Regions from separate parts of the Homo sapiens genome. Here regions 1 and 3 are each linked to region 2. Evidence: read pairs that join two places in POLR2A ChIA-PET (ENCODE). Cell type or tissue: PC-9. All regions are shown on one strand.

Evidence for each region. Peaks named below come from ENCODE experiments on the same cell type or tissue, not always from the same donor. Only the 100,000 strongest peaks of a DNase experiment are listed, where the experiment ranks them.
Region 1: POLR2A ChIA-PET joins it to region 2 with 9 read pairs; 3 of 35 experiments call an interaction of 5 or more read pairs at or near these places.
Region 3: POLR2A ChIA-PET joins it to region 2 with 5 read pairs; 26 of 35 experiments call an interaction of 5 or more read pairs at or near these places.

What each region holds. Positions count from the first base shown.
Region 1 is chr14:73,499,912-73,504,911 of GRCh38, reverse strand. It overlaps HEATR4 (HEAT repeat containing 4), which reads left to right. Exons shown (of 18, transcript NM_001220484.1): 11 at 1,899-2,017; 12 at 4,182-4,362. It also overlaps a transcript of ACOT1 not described here. Among named protein-coding and RNA genes, the nearest start is that of RIOX1, 11 kb to the right of the region's middle. In PC-9, no CTCF peak of the experiment used is centred here; a DNase peak (open chromatin) is centred at 4,311.
Region 2 is chr14:73,793,836-73,798,835 of GRCh38, reverse strand. All of the region lies in intron 2 of MIDEAS-AS1 (MIDEAS antisense RNA 1), which reads right to left. Among named protein-coding and RNA genes, the nearest start is that of MIDEAS-AS1, 9.0 kb to the right of the region's middle. RefSeq lists enhancers at 517-636, 1,985-3,184. In PC-9, no CTCF peak of the experiment used is centred here; a DNase peak (open chromatin) is centred at 2,665; H3K27ac peaks cover 2,967 bases.
Region 3 is chr14:73,844,369-73,849,368 of GRCh38, reverse strand. No RefSeq gene overlaps it. Among named protein-coding and RNA genes, the nearest start is that of PTGR2, 5.0 kb to the left of the region's middle. In PC-9, no CTCF peak of the experiment used is centred here; a DNase peak (open chromatin) is centred at 38.

The sequences.
Region 1 (5,000 bases), 290 kb after region 2:
GCTCAGCTAGAACTAAAGAGGGAATTCCAGGCAACACTTCGTTTTTGCCATTATTTCCCAATCATCTTCAGCTGTCCAAATGGGAGCTTTCCCTTCTTCCTATGTGCTACTTCATCTTTTCCTTATAACTTTGGATATCTCCAGAATAGCCCAGAACATTGCCATTCCCATGATAAGTGAACAACCTCCACTCTGTAACCCTGACATTTTGATATGGGAAGCACAAAATCTGGCCACTCAGTACAGTAATCACCTGAAAAGGTTTTGGACTTGGGTTAGTTCTGTCTCAAGTGCTATAGCACCCTGCTGCTAAAGTCCTGGACCAGCAGCACAGGCGTCACCTAGGAGCATTATTAGAAATGCAAAAATCGGCCGGGCACAGTGGCTCGCACCTGTAATCCCAGCACTTTGGGAGGCCAAGGAGGGCGGATCACGAGGTCAGGAGATCGAGACCATCCTGGCTAACACGGTGAAACCCTGTCTCTACTAAAAATAAAAAAAATTAGGCGGGTGTGGTGGCAGGCACCTGTAGTCCCAGCTCCTCGGGAGGCTGAGGCAGGAGAATGGCGTGATCCCAGGAGGTGGAGGTTGCAGTGAGTTGAGATCGCACCACTGCGCCCCAGCCTGGGCAACAGAGCGAGGCTCCGTCTCAAAAAAAAAAAAAAAATTAGCCAGGCTTGGTGGCACATGCCCATAATCCCAGCTACTCAGGAGGCTCAGGCAGGAGAGTCACTTGAACCCAGGAGGCGGAGGTTGCAGTGAGCCGAGATCGTGCCATTGCACTCCAGCCTGGGCAACAAGAGTGAAACTCCGTCTCAAAAAAAAAAAAAAAAAAGAAATGCAAAAATCTCATCTTAAGCCAGCTCAATCAGAATCTGCATCTTAACAATATCATTTTAACAACTTCCAATTCATTTGTACCTTCACCTCCTTGGCACTTGTCACTTAGAATTGACAACTGAAAGTAAAAAGACATGCAGAGCTAGCAGGGGTTGAGGTAAAGATGATGAGGACTTCATGGCAGATTGCTGGAGCTAAGAAAGGCAGTATGTCTATGAGTCTTTTCACTCATTCAGTAAGCATGCAGTTTCTGACCACATCCGACGCACTAGGCACTATGCTACCCCTGGGGGTGCAGGGATAAGTCTTCCGTTAGTAAATGTTACAAATAGCTAGAACAGAAGCAGCTATAAGGTGTTGTGGGGATTTCCTGTGCTTACAAGGGGCAAAGAAGACTTCACTAAGGAGATGTTTTTATTTTATTTTTTAAAATTTTTAATAAAAGAGATAGGAAGGAGATGCTTTTGAGGTAAATCCTAAAGGAAGACTACAAAGACATCAAGTACCAGGTAGGAGTAGAGAAGGGAGATACTTCTAGCAGGAAGAACAGCGTGGGCACATTTACACATCATCGTGTAGTAATCTTTGCCCATTCCTCTCTGAGAGAAGTGCACTTATAGAGTGACCAACTGTTCTGGTTTGTCCAGGCCATGGGACTTTCAGGACCAAAACCAGGAGAGTCCCAGGCAAACTGCAATGAGCTAGTCACTTCATCAAGTATCACTTTCAAATTTTAAGTCTCCCAGGTACAAGTTATGTTGGCACTGATACTACATAGTTTAAAGGATGAGCTTGGGAGAGTTGGGTTTGAGTCCTGGTTCCAGCACTCACCAGGTTAACCTTGGACAAGCTGATCAAAGCCTCCATTCTATCATCTGTAAATGGTAGTAATATCTGCCCCACTGGATTCTTTGGGAGAGTAAGCGATGGGAAAAAACACTCAGGACAATCCTCATTAGTACAGTGATGAGTAAAAAAAGAAGAAAAAACAGCACAACGCCAAGCACAAAATTAACATTCATTAAGTGATGATACCTAATGATCATACCTATTTATAGGATATGAAACATAAGTTGATCCAGCTGATGTGGAATGACTGGAATAAGGAAGTGAGGAGAGCAGCTGCACAGGCGCTTGGGCAAATGAGCCTCGGGAAAGAGGTGCACGACATAATCAGGTAAGACCCAGTCAACATGAGGAGACACTCTTCTAAATTCTTAGAAGTGTTTAGGAGGCAGGCTGGGCAAGGTGGCTCCCAACACTTTGGGAAGACGGGGTGGGCGGATCACGAGGTCAGGAGATCGAGACCATCCTGGCTAACACAGTAAAACCCTGTCTTTACTAAAAATACAAAAAATTAGCCAGGCGTGGTGGCACATGCCTGTCATCCCAGCTACTCGGGAGGCTGAGACAGGAGAATCGCTTGAACCTGGGAGGCGGAGGTTGCAGTGAGCAGAGATCGCGCCACTGCACTCCAGCCTGGCAACAGAGCAAGACTCCGTCTCAAAAAAAAAAAGTGCTTAGGAGGCCTGGGATCCAGCCACCCAGCATTTGTTGAGCTCCTCTGTACGGACCCTGGACCAGGTCCCACTGTAAAAAATTAACAGTCCCTACAAACTAACAATGTGGCTAGGGAAAGAAGCATTGAGTGCCCAGTAGGTGTGAGGCAATGGTTTCGGTGCTGGAGGGTGTTCAAAAGTATGACGCAATTCTGATGACCACATGCAAAATATACAAACACCTAATTAAAAATACCAAATCATTAAAAACTAGAACAAATGGCATATACCATAACTGCTGGAGCAGAAAAATGGAATACTCAGCGTGGCTAGAGGAGTAAGGCCAAGTTTCACAGAGGGTGGATAAGACTGCACAGGAGGCCCAGCCCAGTGGCACACGCCTGTAATCCCAATACTTTGAGACTCTGAAGCAGGAGGATCAATTGAGCCCAGGAGTTCGAGACCAGCCTGGGCAACATAGCAAGACCTTGCCTCTACTAAAAATTAAAAAAAAAAAAAAAAAAAATTGGCCGGGCGCAGTGGCTCACTCCTGTAATCCCAGCACTTTGGGAGGCCGAGGCGGGTGGATCACAAGGTCAGGAGATCGAGACCATCCTGACTAACATGGTGAAACCCTGTCTCTACTAAAAATACAAAAGGGCGTGGTGGCGGGCGCCTGTAGTCCCAGCTATTCGGGAGGCTGAGGCAGGAGAATGGCGTGAACCTGGGAGTTGGAGCTTGCAGTGAGCGGAGATCACGCCACTGTACTCCAGCCTGGGCGACAGAGTGAGACTCCGTCTCAAAAATAATAATAATAAAATAAAATAAAAAGTTAGCCAGTGTGGTGGTGTATGCCTGTAGTCCCAGCTACTTGGGAGGCTGAGGCAAGAGGACTGCCTGGGTCCAGGAAGTCCAAAGCTGTCATGAGCCATCATCATGCCACTGCATTCCAGCCTGGGCAACAGAGAAAGACCCTATCTCAAAAAAAAAAAAAAAAAAAAAAGAGAGAGAGACTGCATAGGAGCCGCAGAGTGGGTAAGTGCCTATAATCCCAGCTACTCAGGCTGAGGCAGGAGAATCACTTGAGGTCAGGAGTTCAAGACCAGCCTGGGCAACATAGCAAGACCCCATCTCTAAAAATAATTTAAGGCCGGGCGCGGTGGCTCATGCCTGTAATCCCAGCACTTTGGGAGGCCGAGGCGGGCAGATCACGAGGTCAGGAGATCAAGACCATCCTGGCTAACATAGTGAAACCCCATCTCTACTAAAAATACAAGAAAAACAAAATTAGCCAGGCGTGGTGGTGGGCGCCTATAGTCCCAACTACTCAGGAGGCTGAGGCAGGAGAATGGCGTGAACCCAGGAGGCGGCGCTTGCAGTAAGCCAAGATCCAGCCACTGCACTCCAGCCTGGGCAACAGAGCGAGACTCCATCTCAAAAAAATAATAAAATAAATAAAAATAATTTAAACAAACAAACAAAAAGACTGCATAGGCATTCCAGGCTGGAAGCCAAATGCAGACATAATCATGGCACACGTGAGGGCAATGGAGAAGAGAACTTGACTGTGAAAAGAGGTGCAAGTTGACATTTTCCTTTATTCAGTCATTCAGTGTAACTGAAAGCCCTGCATTACCTAATTACTGAACAGCTATGTATTAGGGATTCAAGTAAAGAAGACAATCGAGCTCTGTACCCAGTAAAACTTATCTCATGAGCATAAGGCTGAATGGGATTGACAGCCTACAGAACCCGGATTTTATCATGAGGGCATTAGTGGGGGTTGGGGGTTAGGTACTGAAAGTTTAAGGAGGTGAAAGGAAAGCAACTTGTGCCTTACAGGGTCAAGCTAGGTCAAGGAAATTCCCAGGAGCGTGTGGAAGCTCTCTACCTGATAGGTGAGCTCAAGCTTATGACCGCCAAGCTTCTCCCAAGCTTCCTGCACTGCTTCTCTGATGACTTCACAGCAGTTCGGCGGGCAGCCTGTTTGGCAGCTGGTGCCCTGCAGATCCGCGACAAGATGGTGAGTCAGGGAAACATATTCTCATCTTACCTGATTGACCTGAAGAGGGCATTACCTTCCCTGGTTGTGCACAGTATGCTCAACATTCTGTGGGGACACAGAATGAGAGATTGGAACTGGGAAGGGGGTGTATAAGCCACTTCAAACAGGACTGTTTCAGGGGCATCCAATCTTTTGGCTTCCCTGGGCCACAATGGAAGAATTGTCTTGGGCCACATATAAAGTACACTAACACTAACGATAGTTGATGAGCTAAAAAAAAAAAAAAAAGGTCCGTGCATAATTCTCATGGTTTTTTTGTTTGTTTGTTTGTTTGTTTTGAGACGGAGTCTCGCTCTGTGACCCAAGCTGGAGTGCAGTGGCGCCATCTCGGCTCACTGCAAGCTCCGCCTCCCAGGTTCACGCCATTCTCCTGCCTCAGCCTCCTGTGTAGCTGGGACTACAGGCACCTGCCACCACACCTGGCTAATTTTTTTGTGTTTTTAGTAAAGATGGGGTTTCACCGTGTTAGCCAGGATGGTCTCGATGTCCTGACTTCGTGATCCGCCCGCCTCGGCCTCCCAAAGTGCTGGGATTACAGGCGTGAGCCACCGCGCCTGGCATAAATCTCATGTTTTAAGAAAGTTTACAAATTTGTG
Region 2 (5,000 bases):
TTTTGACTTTTTGTAGAGCCAGGATCTCACTATGTTGCCCAGGCTGGTCTCAAACTCCTGGGCTAAAATGATCTTCCCACCTCGGCCTCCCAAAGTGCTGGGATTATAGGCATGAGCCACCATGCCTGGCCTCAATTTACTTTTTAAAACGGCTTTCTGGGATGTAATTCACATACCATCCAACTCACCCATATAAAGCTTACAATTCAGTGGGCTTTTTTTTTTTTTTTTTAGGTATATTCACAAAATTGTGCAACATTACCACAATCAATTTTAGAACATTTTCATAATTAATTTACTTTTAAAGGAAACTTTGCATCATTCTTATAAGTGGAAAACTTGAATTATTTGCCACAAATGGAAGGCAAAACAAAAATAAAGCAAAGAGAGCTGGGCAATGTTATTAAATGCTATCTAGCTAGCACTGCCTGTGAAGTATCTGAACTTGAGACTTCTCTCTTTGCCAAAAAGGGAGGATGGGAGGTATTGAAGAGTTGTTGAAGACACACCAGCACTAACCTGAGACTCTCTCTTTGACATAATCAGAAAAACAAAAAGAGAACTGAAAAGAAAAATTACTTTTTCAATATATAATTTAATGCCACATCTCTGAGCCATCCAAAATCATCTTAAGTCTACGTCCCCACCTGCCTCCTCCAGGTAATTTAAGTGGCTTGCCCAGTGTCACACAGCTAGGTAGTGGCAGACTAAGCCTAGAATTCAGGCTTCTTAACTGCTAATGCTATGTCCTTTCCACTACGTCATAGTCCTCTTTGCAATCATTATTTTAAATTAGGTCAAGTGCCTAATGTGTATGCTAGGCAGCCCTGTTACAGATTTATAAAGCATAAATTTTACAGCTAGAAGGCACATCAGAAACAATCTAATCTAACTCATTTCATTTTACAGATGAGAAAACCAATAAGTTTGTTCTCTTAAGCATGTTTAGAATTGCCTGTCAGTCAATTGGCTGGAACATACAACCAACAATATAGCTATAAACAGCCCAGAATTACAATGATCTTTCTCTGGTCTCAGCCTTAAACCAAACTTCCGGATATCTCAGCCCTGTCACCAGGTCCTGGTTTAGCCTCAGTCTTGCTCTTTAATTTGGTCTGTTCTCACTTCTACATGAGTAGTTTCCCCTTGACCTAAACTGCCTAGGTGGCTTTAAGGATCACAGGGGTGAGGGGAATTCGTTGGTGGATTGAAGGAGTGTGTTATATGAGAAAGAAATGAGAGCTTGTCAAGAACTGTGGAGGGTTTAAGATTTTATCCTACTTGCAGGCTAACAAGTGAGCCTGCCGCAGTTTCATGGATGCTGGCAGAAAACACAAGACTTCTAGGTGTGTCTGAAACAAAAGGTCTTATTTGCTCATAGCAATAGCAATAGCAATAGCAAAAATACTGACATTTTCTTGTGCTCATTTCCTGAGTCCCAGTTCCCAAAGACAATGCAAAGGGGGCCAGGTGACATCTGTACACACAGCAAAGCATATCACAAGAGAGCACAGCTTTAAGCTTGGGGAACCAGAATCTTTTTTTTTTTTTTTTTTTTTTGAGTCAGCATATTGCTCTATTGCCCAGGCAATCATAGCTCACTGCAACCTCAAACTCCTGGGCTCAAGCAGTCCTCCTGCCTCTGCCTAGGTGTGAGCTGAAGCATCCTGCTCAGAATCTTAGCTAATGGACAGTAAGCATGCTTTACTTTGTTCTGGGAAAGCAGCTCTGTTAAAAAGTTGGTTTGAAACAAAGGGCAGTGACTCCGCTCACAAGGCATGCAGACATGGGAGAGACCCACGGAGAATTGTCTTCCAACAAGTGTTATGTACGTGCAGTCTGTGGAAAGTGAGCTCATGGTTCTCTGCCATACTGGAAAGCACAGGGTGAGGAAGATGGAGAACCAGAAGCCCAAGTCCACTAGTGCTTTCTGTTCTATATTGATTCTTATTGGTTTCAGTAATGGAAAGAGCATTTGGAGGCTTGCTTGTGGATTTTGACACGTCTTATTTTTTGATGTATACAGCCCTCAATTCACAGCCTTGACTGGGTTTAGACAATTCAAATCATTCCTTTGCATAGCTATTAGAAAACCCTAGAAGCTCCAAAAATTCACAATTGGGAGAAAGAATATAACCTCCCAAATGTTATCTGCTTCCTGAAAATAATGCACGCTGGGAGAACCCAGGGTGGCCCCACTGCAGTTGGTTTTGGAATGTTCATTCATCTCTTGCATCATATTTATCAATACCTAAAATAAATGTGCTAAGATCTAACAGTCACCATGATGCAGTCACCAAGATTCCTGACTTGGTCTAGTTTCTCATCTGAAATGAGGACTACATGGGCCATGAAGTAAGGTGTTATTTGTTATGTGGGGTCCACATCTGAGGCAGATATTTTGCGTCTATAACCAAGACCTTGAATCCAGGCCTCTGGCTGTCAGGAATAATGGCTGTTCGTTTTATTCCTCTGCCTGGAGAAGAATAAATTCCTAGGCTAAAGAAAGGCCAAAGCAACTGAGGACAGGAGCTCATAGATACTGCTGGAACCATACCAGGACCTGGGATGTGGTCCACAGAGGAATTCTGTGGCATTCCATAGGTCCTCAGGCTCTTTGCAACCAACTCAGATGGGAGTTAACCTGTTGACTGGACTCAGGCAATGAGTTCCTGGCAGGTGAGTCAGTGGCCACACCCTCCAACTGGGGGCAAAGGGCAAAAATTATGTCAGTAAAACAAGGCCAAGCACAATGGTGCAGGGCAAAGGCCATTTGAGTGGGATATCTTTAGCTGGTGATTCTAAAAGAGTGATATGGGAACCACAGATGTTCCCGCAGATGTGGTAGGCTTCTCTAGATAAATATAAATATAAATATAAATATAAATATAAATATAGAACTGGCTATCCAAAGAGGTCCTTCTAGCTCATTGCCTCCTGGAGAACTCTACTTGGAATTGGGAAGTAAAAGGGGATAAATTAGAGGGATCATGGAGTCTTTTGCCCTGTCCAAGCAATCCATAAACTATTGCTTTTATGCACCGTTCCTTGGTGCTATCGTGAAGAATTTCAGTTCATGAAGATCCCTGAAGATCTGCAGCCCCTTATGGACTCTATACTGTCACACACCTGGTTGCTGTAATCCCCAGATATTACCACACCCAGAAGAGGAAGACTTCCTTCTTCCTAAAAGAAGCTGTGGGCCCTAAAGTAATCTCAGGAATGCCCAGCAACCTCTTGGCCTATGAACCCAAAAGACACCTCCCACATTATGCTAAGACTGATGTCCAAGGACCACCATTTATTACTGGCAGAGAACTGTGAAAATACTTCCTCCCCACTGTGCGGTGGGCTCTAACCTTTGAGCTGTGCCTGCCAATAAATATTCACCTATCTCAGACAGGAAAAAGCACCCTGTGTGGGGTGAAAGAACTGGGATCCGTGGCCAACCTGGGTCCCAGAAATGCCATGCAGTTTGCCTTGATGCTTGGGTTTGTGTTTTTCTATCCATTGTGAAAGACTGATTTACAAACTCTGGGTGGTTGTACAGGCTTGCTGGGCTCCTGCGGTCGTTGAATGCACAGAATTTCCACAGCAGCTTTGGACAGCTGACTCCGCTTTACTTTTGTTAACTGTTTCTAGACTTGGCCTCCACGCTGTGGCCTGCGAGGCTAACAAGTCTGAGAAGAAGCTTCAAGAAAGAATATGTGAATTAGAGTTCATCCATAAGCCAGGGGCCCGCAATCAGACTGTACTTTCAAGATACTGTCTCAGGGCCAGGCACGGTGGCTCATGCCTGTAATCCCAGTGTGTTGGGAGGCCAAGGCAGGCAGATCACTCAAGGTCAGTTCGAGAGCAGCCTGGCCAACATTATGAAACCCCATCTCTACTAAAAAAAAAAACAAAACTAAAAAAATTAGCTGAGGCAGGAGAAGCATTTGAACGCAGGAGGCAGAGATTGCAGTAAGCCAAGATTGCATCACTGCACTCCAGCCTGGGTGACAGAGTGAGACTCTGTCTCAAAAAAAAAAAAAAAAAAAAGGATACTGTCTCAGAGTTTGGGACTCAAGCCATTGACTTTCTAGTTGCTTGTTACTTTGGAAACCTTCTGGTGACCCAGCATCCTGGGACATTTCTTGGCCCACCTAATTTGACTTTCTGCTCAGGCTCTTATATGAAAACCAGGGCTTCTAATACCTGGCAAAAACACTTCACAGAGAACACCACATTTAGAAGACATCCCTGCATTAGTTTTCTATGGCTACTGTAACAAATTACCAGTTTTATATGGCTACTGTAACAAATTACCACCAACTTGGCAGCTTAAAACAACACAGACTTTTTACTTTACAGTTCTGTAGGTCAAAAATCCAATGCAGGTTTACCAGGCTAACATCAAGGTGCTGGCTAGATTGTGTTCCTTTCTGGGGCTCCAGGGAATTTGTTTCCTTGCCTTTTCTGGCTTCCAGAAACTACCTGCATTTCTTGGGTCATGACCCCTTTTCTCCATCTTCAAAGCCAGCAATGCTGTATGTCTTCAACTATTCATTCTTCCATAATTACATCTCCCTCTGACTCTGATTCCTCTTCTGCCTCTTGGTTCCACTTTTAAGGACACTTGTGATTACAATGAACCTACTTCAATAATCCAAGATAATCGCTTTATTTTTTATGCATTTATTTTTTGGGGAAGGGAAGTCTGGTTGAATAACTGCCTTATTTTAAGGTCAGCTAATTAGCAAATCTTAATTGCATCTGCAACCTTAATTTCCCTTTTGTCATGAAACCTAATATATTCATTAGGATATGAACATTTGTGGGAAGATCTTTATTCTGCCTACTGCAGTTCCCTTCTGAATTACTTTTGGACAATCAGAGGTAAATAAATGTAAAGACTTGCTGTGTCTGTCTTCCCAGCCAGACTGTGTTTGGGGAGGGTCAAGCCTTTTAATTTAGATTATATATATTTTTTTGAGATGGAGTTTCACTCTTATTGCCCA
Region 3 (5,000 bases), 51 kb before region 2:
GAGGCTGAGGCAGGAGGATCGCTTAAACCCAGGAATTCCAAGTTGCAGCTAGCTATGATCTCATCACTACATTCCACCCTAGGTGCCAGAGTAAGACTTTGTCTCAAAAAAAGAAAAAAAAAAAAAAAAAAAGCCAGGCACTGTGGCTCAAACCTGTAATCCCAGAACTTTGGTAGGCCAAGAGGTAGGAAGATCGATTGAGCCCAGGAGTTCAACACCAGCCTAGGCAACATGGCAAAACCCACCTCTACAAAAAATTTTAAAAATTAGCCTGGTGTGATGTGTGTGCCTGTTGTCTCAGCTGCTTGACAGACTGAGGTGTGAGGATCACTTGAGCCCAGGAGGGCGAGGCTGCAGTGAGCTGTGTTTGCACCACTGCACTCCAGCCTGGGCAACAGAATGAGATTCTGTCTCTTAAAAAAAAAAATGCATAATAAATATAAATACTTGGCCGAGCGCAGTGACTCACGCCTGTAATCCCAGCACTTTGGGAGGCTGACGTGGGCGGATCACAAGGTCAGGAGATCAAGACCATCCTGGGTAACACGGTGAAACCCCGTCTCTACTAAAAATACAAAAAAATTAGCTGAGCGTGGTGGGGGCGCCTATAGTCCCAGCTACTCAGGAGGCTGAGGCAGGAGAATGGCATGAACCCGGGATGCAGAGCTTGCAGTGAGCAGAGATTGCACCACTGCACTCCAGCCTGGGCGACAGAGCAAGACTCCATCTCAGAAATAAATAAATAAATAAAATAAATATAAATACTTAATCTAATATGTTTGTATACTCATTCATTAAATTATTTTTTAGTTTTTTCATTCATTAAATTATTTTTAAATGAAAATAACCTCGTATGATAGCAAATTACTCAGGAGAAATCATTCAAGTTTGACCAACCTGCATGGTATATGACACTTAGTGCAACATCAAAGATTATTTGATGCTAAATAAAACATTTTTCCATGGAGGTGATAATTGTTCATAATGACACAAATTCAAACCCAAACATACATCCTAAAGAGATAACAGAACAAAGTAAGAGATAAAAACCACACCTGGCTGGGCTCGGTGGCTCATGCCTGTAATCCCAGCACTTTGGGAGGCTGAGGCAGGCGGATCACATGAGGTCAGGAGTTCGAGACCAGCCTGGCCAACATGGTGAAACCCTGTCTCCACTAAAAATACAAAATACAAAAATACAAATACAAATACAAAAAATTAGCCGGGCATGGTAGCGAGCGCCTATAAACCCAGCTACTCAGGAGGCTGAGGCAAAAGAATGGCTTGAACCTGGGAGGCAGAGGTTGCAGTGAGCCCAGATCACGTCACTATACTCCAGCCTGGGTGACAGAGCAAGACTCTGTCTCAAAAAAAAAAAAAAAAAAAAAAAAAAAAAAAAAATGCTGTAACCGAATCCTGTGAAACTCAAGCTTAAATAAATGCTTTTTCAGAAAAATTGAGCATTTAGAAAAAGGTCATATTTGTGCCTATTACAAGGTGGGTTCTCTGGAAAGCAAACCCTGATGGGGAGTTTGGTATGCAGGATGTCTATTAGGGAATACCTTTTGAATCAATACCTATCGGAGGAAGAGGAAGAAAGCAGGACTGGGCAACAGGAGAAGCTGAACTCCCCGGGGAGCTTGGAACTAACATGGCCAGTCAGAGTTGTCCTCTGTTGGACCTGAATTTTCTCCCACTCCTTTTAGTTAAAGTCACTGTGGGTAATGTATCTCAAAATTGCAAAGCAAAATTTTCTCCCCTGTACCTCCTATTGGTATGACTGATCTCTTTAGGGGCTTGAATGCTATAAGCTATTTCACTGCTATTAAATAAAAGCTTATTTATTTATTTATTTACTTTAATTTTTTTTGAGATGGAGTCTTGCTTTATCACCCAGGCTGGAGTGCAGTGGCGGGATCTTGGCTCACTGCAACCTCTGCTTCCCAGGTTCAAGTGATTCTCCTGCCTCAGCCTCCCAAGTAGCTGGGACTACAGGCACCCACCACCATGCCTGTATTTTTGTATTTTTAGTAGATACGGGGTTTTACCATGTTGGCCAGGCTGGTCTTGAACTCCTGACCTCAAGTGATCCACCTGCCTCAGCCTCCTAAAGTGTTTGGATTACAGGCATGAGCCACTGCACCCGGCTATATTTCTTCCTCCACTTCTGCCAGTAAAATTTAGCTCCACTAGCCTACATTTTACATATAATGCTGACTAATGAAATCCAGAGCCTGACCTTAAAAATGCTAAGTCTTCAAAATTAACAAAAAGAGTCCCAGAAAGAGATGAATGAGATTTCTTCTCTCCCCTGCAGTTACTGATGAAGAGCGACATTTCTGTATCATAAAATCATTTCAAAGACTCTAACCGTATAAGGTGTTAAATTAAGAACATTTATATGATTACCAAGTTGTATGGATATTTATAAATGTGATCAACATGTTTTTGTTCCCCATTAATGTATCTGTCCTTTGAAGTACAATTTCAGAAAAGAGAGCTTGAAAACTCTTAGAGGTTTAGAAATTCTTGCATGCCAAGTGAAAATAACCTTGAAAGAAAAACTTTTGAAGATTGGCTGTTGTATCGTTATCTATTGCTACAAACAAATTACCCCCAAAACTTAGTGGTTTAAAACAATGAACTTTTCCGTGGCTCACGCTTGTAATCCCAGCACTTTCTGGGGGCCAAAGTGGGTGGATCACGAGGTCAGGAGTTCGAGACCAGCCTGGCCAACACAGTGAAACCCCGTCTCTACTAAAAATACAAAAATTAGCTGGGTGTGGTGCCGGGCGCCTGTAATCCCAGCTACTCAGGAGGCTGAGGAAGGAGAATCACTTGAACCCAGGAGTCAGAGGTTGCAGTGAGCCAAGATTGTGCCACTGCACTCCAGCCTGGGTGACAGAGCTAGACTCCATCTCAAAAAACAAACAAACAAACAAACAAAAACTATGAACTTTTATTGTATTATCTCAGAGTTTTGAAGGATCAGGAAGCCATGCACAGTTTAGCTGGGTGATTCTGGCTCAAGGTCTCTGTAATCAAGCTGCCAGTCTGGGCTGGGCTGTGGTCTCATAAGAAGACTCAGCTGGGGAAGAATCCACTTCCAAGCTTGCTTTCTTTTCTTTCTTTTTTTTTTTTTTTTTTTTTTTGAGACAGTCTTGTTCTGTTGCCCAGGCTGGAGTGCAGTGGCACAGTCTCAGCTCACTCAAGCTATTCTCATGCCTCGGCCTCCCAAGTAGCTGGAATTACAGGCACATGCTACCATGCCTGGCTAATTTTCTTATTTTTAGTGGAGACAGGGTTTCGCCATGTTGGCCAGGCTGGTCTCAAACTCCTGGTCTCAAGTTACCTGCCCACCTTGGCCTCCCAAAGTGCTGGGATTATGCATGAGCCACCGCGCCTGGCATAGGATGTATTCTTAAATCGTATAAATATTGTATTTAAAAAACTGTAGTAATCAAGGCATTGTGCTGTTGATGCAAGGATAAATAGATCAATGGAAGAGAAGAGTCTTGAAATAAACCCTTCCTACATTATAGTTAATTGATTTTTTACAAAGGGGTCAAGACAACTCAGTAGCAAAATGATAATCTCAATAAATGATGCCGGCGCAATTGGATATCCATACACCAAAAAACAAAAGCAAAGCCCTGGAAAACAAAAACAACAAAAAGAAACTTGAATCTTTGCTCACACCAAATACAAAAATTAATTCAAAATGGATTATAAACCAAAACCTAAGAGGTAAAAATATAAAACTCAAAAAAAGACACCAAAAGCAGAAACCATAGAAGAAAATGTGATAAATTAGAATTTATCAAAATTTAAAATATAAAGTACCTTAAGAAAATGAAAGGGCCATGGGTGGTGGCTCACACCTGTAATCCCAACACTGGGAGGTCAAGGCGGGCAGATTGCTTGAGTTTAGGATTTCTGTACCAGCCTGGGCAACATAGGGAGACCTTGTCTCTACTGAAATTCAAGAAATAATTATTAATAGCTGGGTGTGGTGGTACAGGCCTGTAGTCCCAACTTACTCAGCAGGCTATGGTGGAAGGATCACTTGAGCCTGGGAGGTTGAGGCTGCAGTGAGCCTTGATCATACCACTACCCTCCAGCCCGGGCAACAGACTGTGACTCTCTCTCAAAACCAAAAAAAAAAAATGAAAATGAAAAGATAAGCCACAGACTGGAAGAAAATATTTGCAAATCATACATCTGATAAAAGGCTTATATTGAAAACACATAAAGAACTCATAACTCAATAGTATGAAGATAATTATGAGATATGGCTGCTGAATGTCTGAATAAGAAAACAAAAAAACAAGGATATATGAAGACAATCAACCGAATTAAAAAATGGTCCCAGGAGAGGCGGAGCTTGCAGTGCGCCGAGATCGTGCCACTGCACTCCAGCCTTGGCGACAGAGCAAGATTCCATCTCAAAAAAAAAAAAAAAAATGGTCCCAGGGGCTGGGTGCGGTGGCTCACACCTGTAATCCCAGCACTTTGGGAGGCTGAGGCAGGTGGATCACTTGAGGTAAGGAGTTCCAGACCAGCCTGGCCAACATGGTAAAACCCCCTCTCTACTACAGAAAAATACGAAAATTAGCTGGGCGTGGTGGTGCACACCTGCAGTCATAGCTACTGGGGAGGCTGAGCTAGGAGAATCACTTGAGCCCAGGAGGCAGAGGTTGCAGTGACCCAAGATCAGGCCACTGCCACTCCAGCCTGGGTGACAGAGTAAGACTCCATCTCAAAAAAAAATTTTTTTTAATGGTCCCAGTCCAGTGCGGTGTCTCACGCCTATAATCCTAGCACTTTGGGAGGTCAAGGTGGGAGGATCACTTGAGGTGAGGAGTTCAAGACCAGCCTGGGCAACATAAGATTCCTCTCTCTACAAAAAATGTTAAAAATTGGCCAGATGTGGTGGCACGTGATTGTAGTCCCAGCTACTGGGGAGGCTGAGACAGGAAGATCACTTGAGTCCAGGAGGT